Regions from separate parts of the Homo sapiens genome. Here region 1 is linked to region 2. The links are chromatin loops, found by intact Hi-C in ENCODE. Cell type or tissue: ascending aorta. All regions are shown on one strand. Each heading gives the region's core, and the rest is flanking DNA. Links, peaks and the distances in the headings are about the cores only.

Region 1 (5,973 bases), core at 527-5,526, 320 kb before region 2:
GGCAACAGAGCGAGCCTCCAGCTCAAAGAATAAAAATAAAAGTAAAAGTAAGAAAATAAAGAAATTGTCCAGTCTCAGGTATTCTGTTATAGTAATGGAAAATGAACTAAGGTAAATTAAGAGTTAATACTTCCCTTCTATGTCTTGGAGTTCAGAGTAATAGAATAAAATTAAGAAATTCTTTGTGGAACATAGAAAAAAATGTTTAAAAATAGAATAATATAAATAACTAATGTAAAAAAGTAAAATACGAATAAATCAATACTTTTTTTTGAAAGAAACAAAGAAAGAATTGGTAAATTGGGACAGGAAAAAATGATGGAAGGAAGGAAAGAAGAAAAAAGGGGAGAAAGGAAGGAAGGAAGAAAACAACTGGTGAATTGGGACAGAGACCATGAGGTCTGGAGTCAAGCAGAGGCAAGAGCAGGTTTAAGTTCTGAATTAATTAATTAATTAATTAATCTATTTATTTGAGACGGAGTCTCGCTCTGTCACCCAGGTTACAGTGGCGACATCTCGGCTCACTGCAAGCTCCGCCTCCCAGGTTCACGCCATTCTCCTGCCTCAGCCTCCGAATAGTTGGGACTACAGGTGCCTGCCACCACGCCCGGCTAATTTTTTGTATTTTTAGTAGAGACGGGATTTCACCGTGTGTTAGCCAGGTTGGTCTCCATCACCTGACCTCGTGATCCGCCCGCCTCGGCCTCCCAAAGTGCTGGGATTACAGGCATGAGCCACCGCACCCGGCCTTAAGTTCTCAATTTAGTGAGTGGTATCACCTTGGACCTTAGACATGTTTCTTATTTTTTTCTCATTCTTTACCTCAAAAAAGGAGATAGTATTGTTATGGAAATTAGATAAATATATACAAAAAATATCAATCGTTGTGTGTGGAACGTAGAAAATGTTAAATACATGTGTAAAAATAATGTTTGACAATCTTTAGAGCATAACTTCCTTGAAATAATAGAATGTTTCTAAGATAAGGTTTTTTAGAACAAGGCAGACCAGAGATATATTTTCTATGAATATATTTGTGCTGGTAGCAGTGAAGTTAATAAAAATCTCTTTTTTCCCCTTTCCCTAAAATAAACCAAGGATTTTAAGTGAACCCCCAGTTCAATTTCTTTCACTGACAGTTCCACTTTTTAAAGGAAAATACATTAAAGACAGATGCTGTTACTTTCTGTTACCCCATTAGTCCATGCCAGTATCACCTGTCACCTAGACAACGCAGGCTCCTGAGGTATGCATTTTTTTTTTTTTTTTTTTTGAGACGGAGTCTTGCTCTGTGTCCCCCAGGCTGGAGTGCAGTGGCGCACTGAGGTGTGTTTTTTATTACTTCCCTGCTTCTCCTTTTACTCTCTTTCAGCTTAAAAAAAAATCCTGTTTTAAAAGGCATAAATCTATTAATTTGCCGTCTGTTTAAGAGTCTTCAATAGCTTTTGTAATGCAAATAAAATGAAAATTCTTGTCGTGGTTCCCAAGGACTTGTTTGGTTTCAGTCCTGACTTCCTATTCACCATCCACTCATGTGCCCACCTCTGCTGCTTTCTCAGCTCCAGCGGCGACAGCTTCTTCAAGTTCTTGATGCTGTTCAAGTGCATCAAAACATGCTCTTCCCCACAGCCTTTGCAGAGACTCTTTTCTCTGCTCTTCGTAAAATTGACTTCTTATCCTTCATGACTCAACTTAGAAGTCAGTTAGTTGAAGACTTTTACACTACTCTTCTAAAGTAGATTCTATAATGCTGATCTCAAAATCGGCACTATTTTATCCCCCTTTTTACTTAGCATAGAACGAACTCATATGTATGTTAAATTGCTAACCTACATATATTTTTAATTCCCCACTAAGCTATAAACTCCATGAAGGCAGAGAACATGTGTGTGCAGTTTACAACCATACACCTACAATCTATCAGCATGTCTGAGAAAAAAATACTGATTACATCAATACTGATTGGATGAATGCATAAATGAGTAAATGAGCAATTAGAAATAACTCAGGATATAGTATCTTCAAAATTTATCAAACGTTTCTTGGACTTGGAGTAGGCAGAAATGGAGAGTTGTAAAACCGATGTTTTACAATGTCTCAGTTTCATTTCAAGTGTTGGTTTTGAAATTCTTAATAAAAATGCATGAGTAGCAGCATAAAAATATGATTCAGTATTTCCTTCCTTGAGGGCTTCTTTGTATTTATAGATAACTATATGCCTTGTAACCAGTAAATTCTGGCTGAGTTATAGGTTGTTTTAAAGAAAGTATTCTATAAATACAAGATGGTTTTTGTTTACTTCTTATTCTTAGCTTTCTATCTTGTGTGTATATAGAATACTTGTGTATTGTTCCATATAATTCAGGTGAGACAGTTATTAATTTTCTTAATCTGAAATTTGAATTGTGTCACAGTAACATTTTGATATCAAAATAATTCTGAAAATCCTAACTTTATATAGCTTAAAAGTACTTTGTCATTGTTGTTGCATCTATTATTTAAAACAAAACTCTGTAGAACAAATGTTATTAACATACATAAAAAATGAGGCTCAAAAATGTTTAAAAAACTTGTTAAGTCACGCAGTTATTGAGAGACAGGGACAGTAATAAAACTCCAATCAGACTGTAAACTTCATGTTTATTCTTCCACATGACAGCTATCTTTCCCTACGAATGCATATCTTTCTTTATAAATACATATCACCTATGATCAGTAAAGAGAATTTTACCATGACTTTGAAATTAATAATTTGTTTTTCCTATGCTGTGCTACATTTTGTAAAACCAGTCAAATTTCTTAACAGATATTTTATAGAACTATCAATTGGATGATAGCCACCATGTACGTATTTTTGAAAACAATACTGCGGCTTCTCAGCTACTTTAGATCATATGGAAGACAGAAAAAAGTATTAGACATAGATGCTGAATTTGATGAGATTAAGTTGTATTAATTTTTATTCTCCAAGTGTTTGTTGTTTCATGCTACATGAAAAAAGCACTGTGGCCCAGCCAAGAGAAACACAAAGCATGCCAATGTGCTTGCACTTGAACTGGTGAAACAAATTTTAAGTACATGACATTTCCAAATAAGAGCACAGAGCAGTGTGTGAATACTTGAAAAAAAATCCTGCTGGAAATAGGGTATTGCTGTGGAAATTCAGAAGAGGAATAGATTAGTGTGAATAGCAGTGGATGATGTGGAATTTGAGTTATACTTTAAAAGTCAGAAGGTAGAAGAAGTCTAGGTAGATAACGGAATGAGTTGGCAGTCTATGGTAGGAACATCTCACTAATATCTCTTCTTAGGGACTTCAGAGAATTTATTTTAGAATATCTCTTAAGTATGAAAGAATCATAAATCAATTACAAAGCACTATGAGATAATATATACTATTAAATTGTATCGATGCTTCAGCATATAAAGTTGTAAAACCTGGGTTCCTTTAGAATTAGGCACTAATGTTAAATATTGTGCTATTCATATATCTTTAATGAATATGCTTTCCTACACAATATTGCATCTCTTTAGGTCAGCTTTTGGTCCAGTGACTCACTCACAGAAACTCCAAGACAGATTAAACTAGCAAGAGTTGAATATCTGAATTTCCAAAATTATGAGGCTACAAAAAGAAGCATAGGTACTCATAAGACAAACTTATTCACTAATTAGTTACCTATTTATAAAATTAGCCCCCAAATGGTCTTAATATATTTGTAGAGCTATACATTGATAATTGCAAACTGTTTTACACTGCTGAAAATGCAGTGGAAAATAATGCAAATAGATAGCTAAGTGAAATATGCCAATTTGAAAAGAAATATAAAATTTCATGAAATCAACGAAAATGTTGGAGAATATTTCAGATTGCACATGGACTTTTAGTATACATATGTAAAGACATGTATAATTCTCTATGTTTATATATAAAAAAGGGTATATATATATATACAAACTATAATTTATACACAAAAAGTTGGTTTGGGCATATTTCATTTTAATATTCACAGTTTTACAAATGACTTAACAGTTCATGAAATTTTATAATATGTAACGAGGATATTCTACCATAGAAGCATATGTTGTTTTATTGATTAAATAAAATTAAAAGTTGATTTATTGGTTATAGATGTAGTGTATGTAACCTATCTAAGAAGGAATTGGAAGAATTTGAATAGTACACACTTAACCTATTTTCCAATATTTACATTATAATTATTTATTTGATAATTGCCTTTGGGAGGAAGAAAAAACATAAGAATGCATTCCTTATAAATGTCAAGAGGCTCACCTATATATTTATGAAAAAATAATTTGCTAACCTTATCTGTCCTATTTTGTGACAGGGTTAAATCATACCCTAGTGGTCTTAAAAAATACTTTTTATCATCAACTGTCTAACACTAATAAAATTACAGAGTGCGTGCCTCTGTGTGCATGTGTGTGTGTACACATGTACATGTGTGTAAACTTATTTTTATCTCCTGTGAAATCTGAGTTATCTTTAAAGCTTCCAGAGTAGGGATTATATGGAATTGGTGTTCAGTAGAATATGCCAAATTAAACCGTTTTTTATAATAAGCTCTTTTATTTTAATACACTGTTGTATTAAAGGTGTGCTAAACCTTTAATACACCTTTATGTTAAGTGTAAGAGCACTTAAGAGCACTCAAGTGTAAGTGCTCTTTGGGGAGCACTCCTCAAGGCATTAGCAGCCCCAACATCAGCCAGTCACCTTTGTGTATTAAAATAAACACATTTCGCAAATACTCATATAATACTATTTTAGGTGCTATGTGCTTACAAATATTAATTCATTTAATTTTATAACAAGGCATAAGATACTTTCTATTCTCATCTTCATTTTACAGACCATGAAACTGAAGCACAGAAAGATAAAGCAATTTATATGAGGTCATAAAGTTAGTAAAGGGCAAGTTCAAACACAGGCATCTGGCTCCAGTGCCTTTTCCCTAAATCATCAACCAGTTATTTGATCTGGTAGTTTACTTTGAAAAGTAGTAAAATGAATTAAATTCCACTTTCTTCTCTTATTACAGATTAAAGTTAGGACCAAATGCTGCTCAGAAATTGTTTTAATCTCAAAAGTAGTTGGCAAGTTTTCAGAGTTCATTTTCAAGGCCTGGTGTATGGTAAGTTTCCTTATAATGAGTTCTCTAACATGTTTGGCTTTACTTGGGTGACAGCTTCAGGGAAATATTATGACCCTGTTTCTAAGACTGATCTTTCTATTTAGCTTCATAAATTGCTTGATGTCAGCAAGGACATAAATATAATCTTTAGGTTTTGTGGAAGATGGTATCTTGAATAAATTTCCAAAAGCCTTTTAGAAAATAATGAACAACAAAACTGACTTTTCTTTGGTATTTATAGACAAGCACTAAAGGCAATGTCATCTACAAACTCAGAGGTAAATAACCTCAAAGAGGCTTTCAGCACACTCCAGAAGTATAGTAAGAAAAGCAGCAATCTGGGAAGTTCTCAGTGATGAGGTTACCATAAGTATAATCCAAAGTTCAGCAACAACCCTCTAGTTTCTGTTCATGTTCTTTGCAATCCAGGGGCTGTTCTAAACTGTCATCACACTCCTCAAGCCATTAGCAACCTCAACATCAGCAAGTGATATGCCCTACTTCTCCCCAGATAAATTATGATATTGAGGATGACCTTCTCTTCCCTGCTTCTGCCCCTGGACTTTGCATACAACCAACTCTGCCCATCAGGGAGGTGTAACTGTGGCTAAAACGTCATGTGCTAAAAATTCCTTCCCTATTTATCCTCCTATGTCTTGCCCACCAAATTTTTGTCTTCCTATTTCTCTTTAATCCTTTCCTTTTCAGTGATTTCTTTCCTTTGGAACATAAACATATTTCTTTACCTCAAAAGTCAAACCCCTGACTTGATCCTGTAGTCTCCTCTAACTACCTTTCTCTTTCTTTCCACTTATGC
Region 2 (5,973 bases), core at 260-5,259:
TACCCCAACAGGAAGCATACTTTTGAGACGAAAGTTATTTGAAATTCAAAGTCAAACTGAGCCCAGTTCATTGGTCACCTACTATGATTACTTGATATATAGATATATCTACCTTGTTTCTTTTTTCCTTTTTTTTTTTTTTTTTTTTGAGACAGAGTCTCATTCTGTCACCTGTGCAGTGGTGTGATCTTGGCTCACTGCAATCTCCGCCTCCCAGGTTCTAGCGATTCTCCTTCCTCATCCTCCCAAGTAGCTGGGATTACAGGCGCCCACCACCATGCCTGGCTAATTTTTGTATTTTTAGTAGAGTGGGGGTTTCACCATGTTGGCCAGGCTAGTCTTGAACTTCTGACCTCAGATGATCCACCTACCTCGTCTCCCCAAAGTGCTGGGATTATAGACGTGAGCCACTGTGCCCAGACTACCTTGTTTTGACATCTGCTATTTGTGTATTTCTGAATTTTTTGCATTTGCCTAGTTCTCTGTTTTGACTTGGTAAAACTGTCTATATATTCCTTGACTTTTGTATGTTGGCTATTGTCTTTTTTCCTTACCTAAAGGGGGGTAAATGTCTTCCTCTGATTTCTTACTTCACATCTTCTCTGAAATGCCATGTTGATTTCTTATATGGAGATTGTTGAATCTTCCATTTCTCTCTGCTCTCTTATTTTATGAGCTCTTGGTTCTGGGCCATCTTCTGTATAAGTTGGTTGACGGTTCTAATAGGGAGCCCTATATTGTTTTCTGTTCCTAGTCTGGTTTCCAACTCTGTTTCCACAGCGTGTGAGATTACACAGGACCCCATATTAAGCAAGCTGTTTTTTCTGTCAGGAATATCCTCCAAAATCTTTGTCTTAATTCCAGATGATCTGTTCTTGAACAAACAGTATAAAACAAACAACTTTCATAGCTTCCAATAATTCCTTCTCTTCCTTGAATATTGTTTTATGACTCTTGTATTTAATTGTTCCTATATTGTTTAATATTTTTTCTACACATATCTAATTGGTTATTTTTATGTCATTAAAATATTTTGCAGTAAATAACTTTCTTGACCAAATGAAGCTTTAAATGATCTCAAGTGATTGTAGACTATTAAAAGAAATATAGTTCAAATGATTTTAGTTCTCTCTTGCTTGCTTTCTTTCCTCTTTGCTAACCTCTTTCTCTTTGCTTCTTTTCTGTTCTCCTTATATGTTAAGACAAAGGTGATTTTTTTTTCTTTTTCGTTTTAGTATCTGCAGTACTAGGCTGTAAATATGTACATGTGTGTTTATAAACATTTGTGAATAAACATAGATGAGTGTAGAATTCAGCATTTATTTCAGAACTTATTTTATTTGGATGATATAATATTAAAATGTTTCTAAAAAAACCTTTGTTTACTTGTATGCTTAGCAAACACCTGAAAGAGAGCTGTCTTTTAATTTGTTTCTACTTAAAATATAAATGCTGTCATTCTAAATCATTGTTGAAAATAAAACAGAACAAAAGCTAATACTAAGCCTAGGTCTAAAAAAACAATAAAAATAATCCAAATCACTTTCCAAATGCCTTTCATCACACCCTGCAAGGCACTGAAATAGAGTTTTCTATTCCTGTCACATTCAGTTGCAGGATTTACCAGAAGTGGACCTTGTTCCAGTTAGATGAAGTCAGATTATACTGAAAGCTGCTGATCTGTTTTCAGAAGAATTGTTACAATCCTTGAGAGAAATAGCTTAGAGTAATAGAATTTTAGCAGAAATGAATCTGCTACTAGCTGGGAAAAATTGTTATAGCCCCAGAAACTCGAGATGCCAAACTTGTAATTTTGACCATGGTCTATGAAATTAGGGCATAGAAGGGAAATACATTGAAAGAAAGTTTGTTTTTTTTTTTTTTTAACAGAAACTTAAACCACTGTGAATTTCACCATCTCATTTTTTCCCTAGATAGCCCTCAGAAAACAGTGATTACTAACCACTCAGAAAACATTACTAACCATGGCAATGAACTTCACTTGCATGTCGCTTCATGGTAGTACCTCCTTCTTCCCTGGCTAACCAAACAATTAAAGGAAGACAGGCATTTAGGCTATTCTCTTCCATGAAAGCTGTATCTTGAGGAGCTAATTTTAAAAATTGATGTTTTGTTAAAAACACTAAATTGATTAAGCATCAATCTGAAACAACTGCTGAGGATCAGTCACTAACCTAAAAGTCACTGTAGTTTACCTCAAATTTAAGGATTTATTTCTTAACAAAATTATTTACATTTTAAGGAAGTATATTCAGGTGAAGTTGCTGTAGGCAAGAAAAGGATTTGGGAACCAAAGACAGCATTTGACTATAAATGAGGAAGTGTGTCATTTACACACTACAGCCAACCAAAACATTGTGAGAAATAAAAACTAAAATTCATATCCACAGTTGCACATTAAAAGTATAGTTTTTATGACAGTGGGAAAATGAATCAGAAATTACATATTTTGTGTACATGAATTGCAAATTCAGTCTAATCATCTTGCTAAATTCTGTCTGCTGCTTACTACTAAAGACGTCAATTAAGCAAAATCAAAACAACAAAAAGCAATTAGTAGTTTCTTAAATTGAAGGTTTTTCAAACTAACAAAAGATTGCTGAGCACCCAAAGTTGATCACAAAGCCTAGTGATACAGGAAACTTGTCTCCTCACTCTTTTCTTCCATCCTTTCATTCCAGCAGCTGGCTCCCATGCTCTTTCTGATTATAGTGGCAACTGATAACTTCTCCAGGCCAAACTAGAACATTTTTGACACAATTATTCTGGGTTAACCCAAAATATACAATCTAGCAATATTGTGCTCCAGATTCTTGTCTTCTTTTTACTTTCCCTGAGTTACTGAAACTATCCCCATAAATTTTAAAATTAACCCGGGAAGAAGGGAGGGGGAGAAATGAAAATAAACCAAGCTTGCAGCATGTTCAGCCTTAATCACTAAGCAGCTTGCTCTCTGACCCTCTTCCTCATAGCTGTTTGGTGCCTGTTGCCCCAGAATCACTCAGACCCTATCACAGGATTATGGTTCCCCTTAACTGCTCTGTATATAACAATGTAGACATTGTAAAATGTTGTTTTCCCTTTGAGATATTCCTTCAGGTTCTGGATACCAATGAAACTACTGATGTCAGCTGGTATGAAGGACCCCAGGAGGAGCTGACTTAGCAACTAACGCAGTTTCCACATCCTGATGAGTTCATTTCCCTTATCCTGACCAATCAACAACCCCATTTTTCTAGCACCTCGCCCTCCATTATTTCCTTAAAATCCCCAGCCCAGAACTCCTTGGGAAGACTGATTTTATGGTCTTTTCCATCTCCTCACATGGCCGCTGTGTGTCATTAAACTCCTCCTCTGCTGCAAACCCTTCTGTCTCGGTGTAGTGGTATGTTACTACATAGTGGGCATATGAACTTGGTAGTCCTATAACATTACTGGTTAAGCAAACTTTAAAACTGATTCACCATTTAGGGCTAAAAATTCTAAATATATGCATATTAACAAGATCATAGCTGAAATAGACATGTAATATGGACCTTAGAGGAAATATATAATGTTCAATAGGACATACTTAGATCAAATGACTCATTCTAAATTTCTAAAACTGTAGTAAAAGTAAATAAAAACTTCCTAGTCCATGAAGAGACAACTTTCTAGAACAATAAGCTTTGAACAAAAACAGTGCCATGTTACTCAATAAGTTATTCTGAGAGTAAAACTTAGCTTTTCATGTGGCAATTTACTTGTTTATAAAATGGGAAAATTATTTACTATAGCCTTTAGGGCTGTTGGGATATAATTATCTATTTGGACATGCCTATCACAGGATTTGTCATATAAAATTTCAAGAACTGTTAGTTTCCCTGTCAATGAATGTTAAAACTCATTCCATTTACAGATAAAAGCAGTTGTATGCTGAAGACACAGCAAACTCCCCAAAGTAATGTGGGTAACAGCATTGTAGATGTAACAGTGCTAATGTTCCCAATCATCTTGTTCTCTTGACCTCTTTTTCCAAAACATGTTCTCAATAACACATTCTTTCCATGCATTTTGCAGGTAATTTCTCTTCCCCACCTCTATTGCTGTCAGGGTAGCAATATGATCTCATGTTCTCTTATTTTGCACAAGTCACTTTCCTTCAGTGGATTATCTAGAACTCCTACCTTAATTCAAAGAATGTGATTATAACTATGCAAGAAGATTATAAATACAATCCTTTTACTTTGTTTCAGCTGAAGTTTCTAGACAATACTGAGCTGAATAGTTTTTTTTTTTCTTTAGCAGCCTAGGAAAGAGATTTTGAGGCAGAGAGAAGGCTTGCTGAATGGGAAAAAAAATTTTTTTGAATAGAGAACTCTTGCTGTGGCCTGAATCCCATTTCTTCACCCCACCCCAACTATAAGAGGTTGCGGTGGACAGGTCCCTGCCTTTCACTTCATATAGAGGAGGGCTTCAAATGGATCAAGAGGAGAGTTTGAAATATGTCTCCTAGGACTTTATCTAGGACCAGAACTGAGGCCACACAGATAAGAAGGGAGAAGTAATCTTGCATAGGAATTCAGCACATGCTCCAAGATTTTATTGCAGAAAAAATGTGTGAGTATATGATACCCCAAATGAATTCACTTATGAAGCATAACCATAAAAGAGTCATCTTTGATTTTATCATTGGAAACCACCTGAATGGGGGAGACTATCTCAGGCCAAATAATTGATCAAATTTCCAGATACTAAAGGATAAGCAAGGAGTTGCAAATGACCAATCAGGGAAGTTATTGCATCCAGCATGAGGAAACTGCAGGCCAGATATCCTCAGAGTTAGCTAATTTCCAAAGAACTCATGAAAACTTTTTAGGAATAGAATTGTTTCATCTCAATTATGTTATTCTGTTTATGTAAGCATGGTCCTTGTAGTACCCTACAGTGAAGAGGAATTTATCTGTCTCATATGCAGTATTTTTAATACCACTTTTATTTCTGTATTTAGATTGCACAAAATATTTCTACTCAAGAATGTAATAATGTGCTGCTGATTTGCTAATGAGTAATTTACTTAGAGGACTTTCACATCCAGAAATTAGTAATGCTGAAACAGTAGAAGTGTAAGTGAAGTAAGTACCTTCCATTCCTTTCCCATTTTCTTTCTTGTGTCCTTTCTCTTAAATACATCAACTTTAAGAAGTCAAACCCTGAATTTACAAAATAGGGAAAGGAGCAGTCAACATCAGATGAGGCAACAGAGAATTATTCCACCATATCTTTCTCCTTTTAAACTTATTCTATTGGTTGATATTCCATTCTTTTCTTTATATACGTATAGTCGTTGTAGCACAAACTTTGAGTAAAGAGAAGTCTCTCTAATTGGTTATTATCTTATGATCTGTTTTCTCTCGATTTGAGTTTTACAAAATTCTATACACAAGCAGATGTAACAATGCTAATATTCCTAATGATGAATTTGCCTTTACTTTTTTTTTTGAGAGAAGGAGTTTCGCTCTTGTTGTACAGGCTGGAGTGCAATGGCATGATCTCAGCTCACTGCGACCTCCTGGGTTCAAGCAATTCTTCTGCCTCAGTTTCCCAAGTAGCTAGGATTACAGAAGCCCACCACCACACCTGGCTAATTTTAAAATATTTTTAGTAGAGATGGTGTTTCACCGTGTTGGCCAGGCTGGTCTTGAACTCCTGACCTCAGGTGATCTGCCCACCTCGGCCTCCCAAAGTGCTGGGATTACAAGTGTGAGCCACCACACTTGGCCTTGCCATTATGTTTTTTATAGGTTTATTAAGGTATAATCAATATAAAAACCTGCACATATTTAATGTATACAATTTGATGCATTTGTTCACACACATACACCCACAATACCATCACCACAATCTAGGTAAAACTATTACCACAAAATTTTCTTTGTAACCCTTTGCTCTGTTGTGTGTAGGTATGTGCAG

What was found. A loop is a pair of places that touch in the nucleus more often than their neighbours do. Peaks named below come from ENCODE experiments on the same cell type or tissue, not always from the same donor. Only the 100,000 strongest peaks of a DNase experiment are listed, where the experiment ranks them.
Region 1: a loop joins it to region 2, with 2.0 times the contacts of the local background. A loop is called at or near these places in 1 of 110 quality-filtered maps.

Annotation. Positions count from the first base shown.
Region 1 is chr4:137,691,424-137,697,396 of GRCh38, reverse strand. LOC101927414 (a long non-coding RNA gene) reads left to right here. Exons shown (of 4, transcript NR_187911.1): 2 at 5,064-5,156. Among named protein-coding and RNA genes, the nearest start is that of LINC02172, 150 kb to the right of the region's middle. In ascending aorta, for the core only: no CTCF peak of the experiment used is centred there; a DNase peak (open chromatin) is centred at 3,016; H3K27ac peaks cover 1,955 bases.
Region 2 is chr4:137,371,316-137,377,288 of GRCh38, reverse strand. No RefSeq gene overlaps it. Among named protein-coding and RNA genes, the nearest start is that of PCDH18, 160 kb to the left of the region's middle. In ascending aorta, for the core only: no CTCF peak of the experiment used is centred there; no DNase peak of the experiment used is centred there; H3K4me3 peaks cover 1,130 bases; H3K27ac peaks cover 3,866 bases.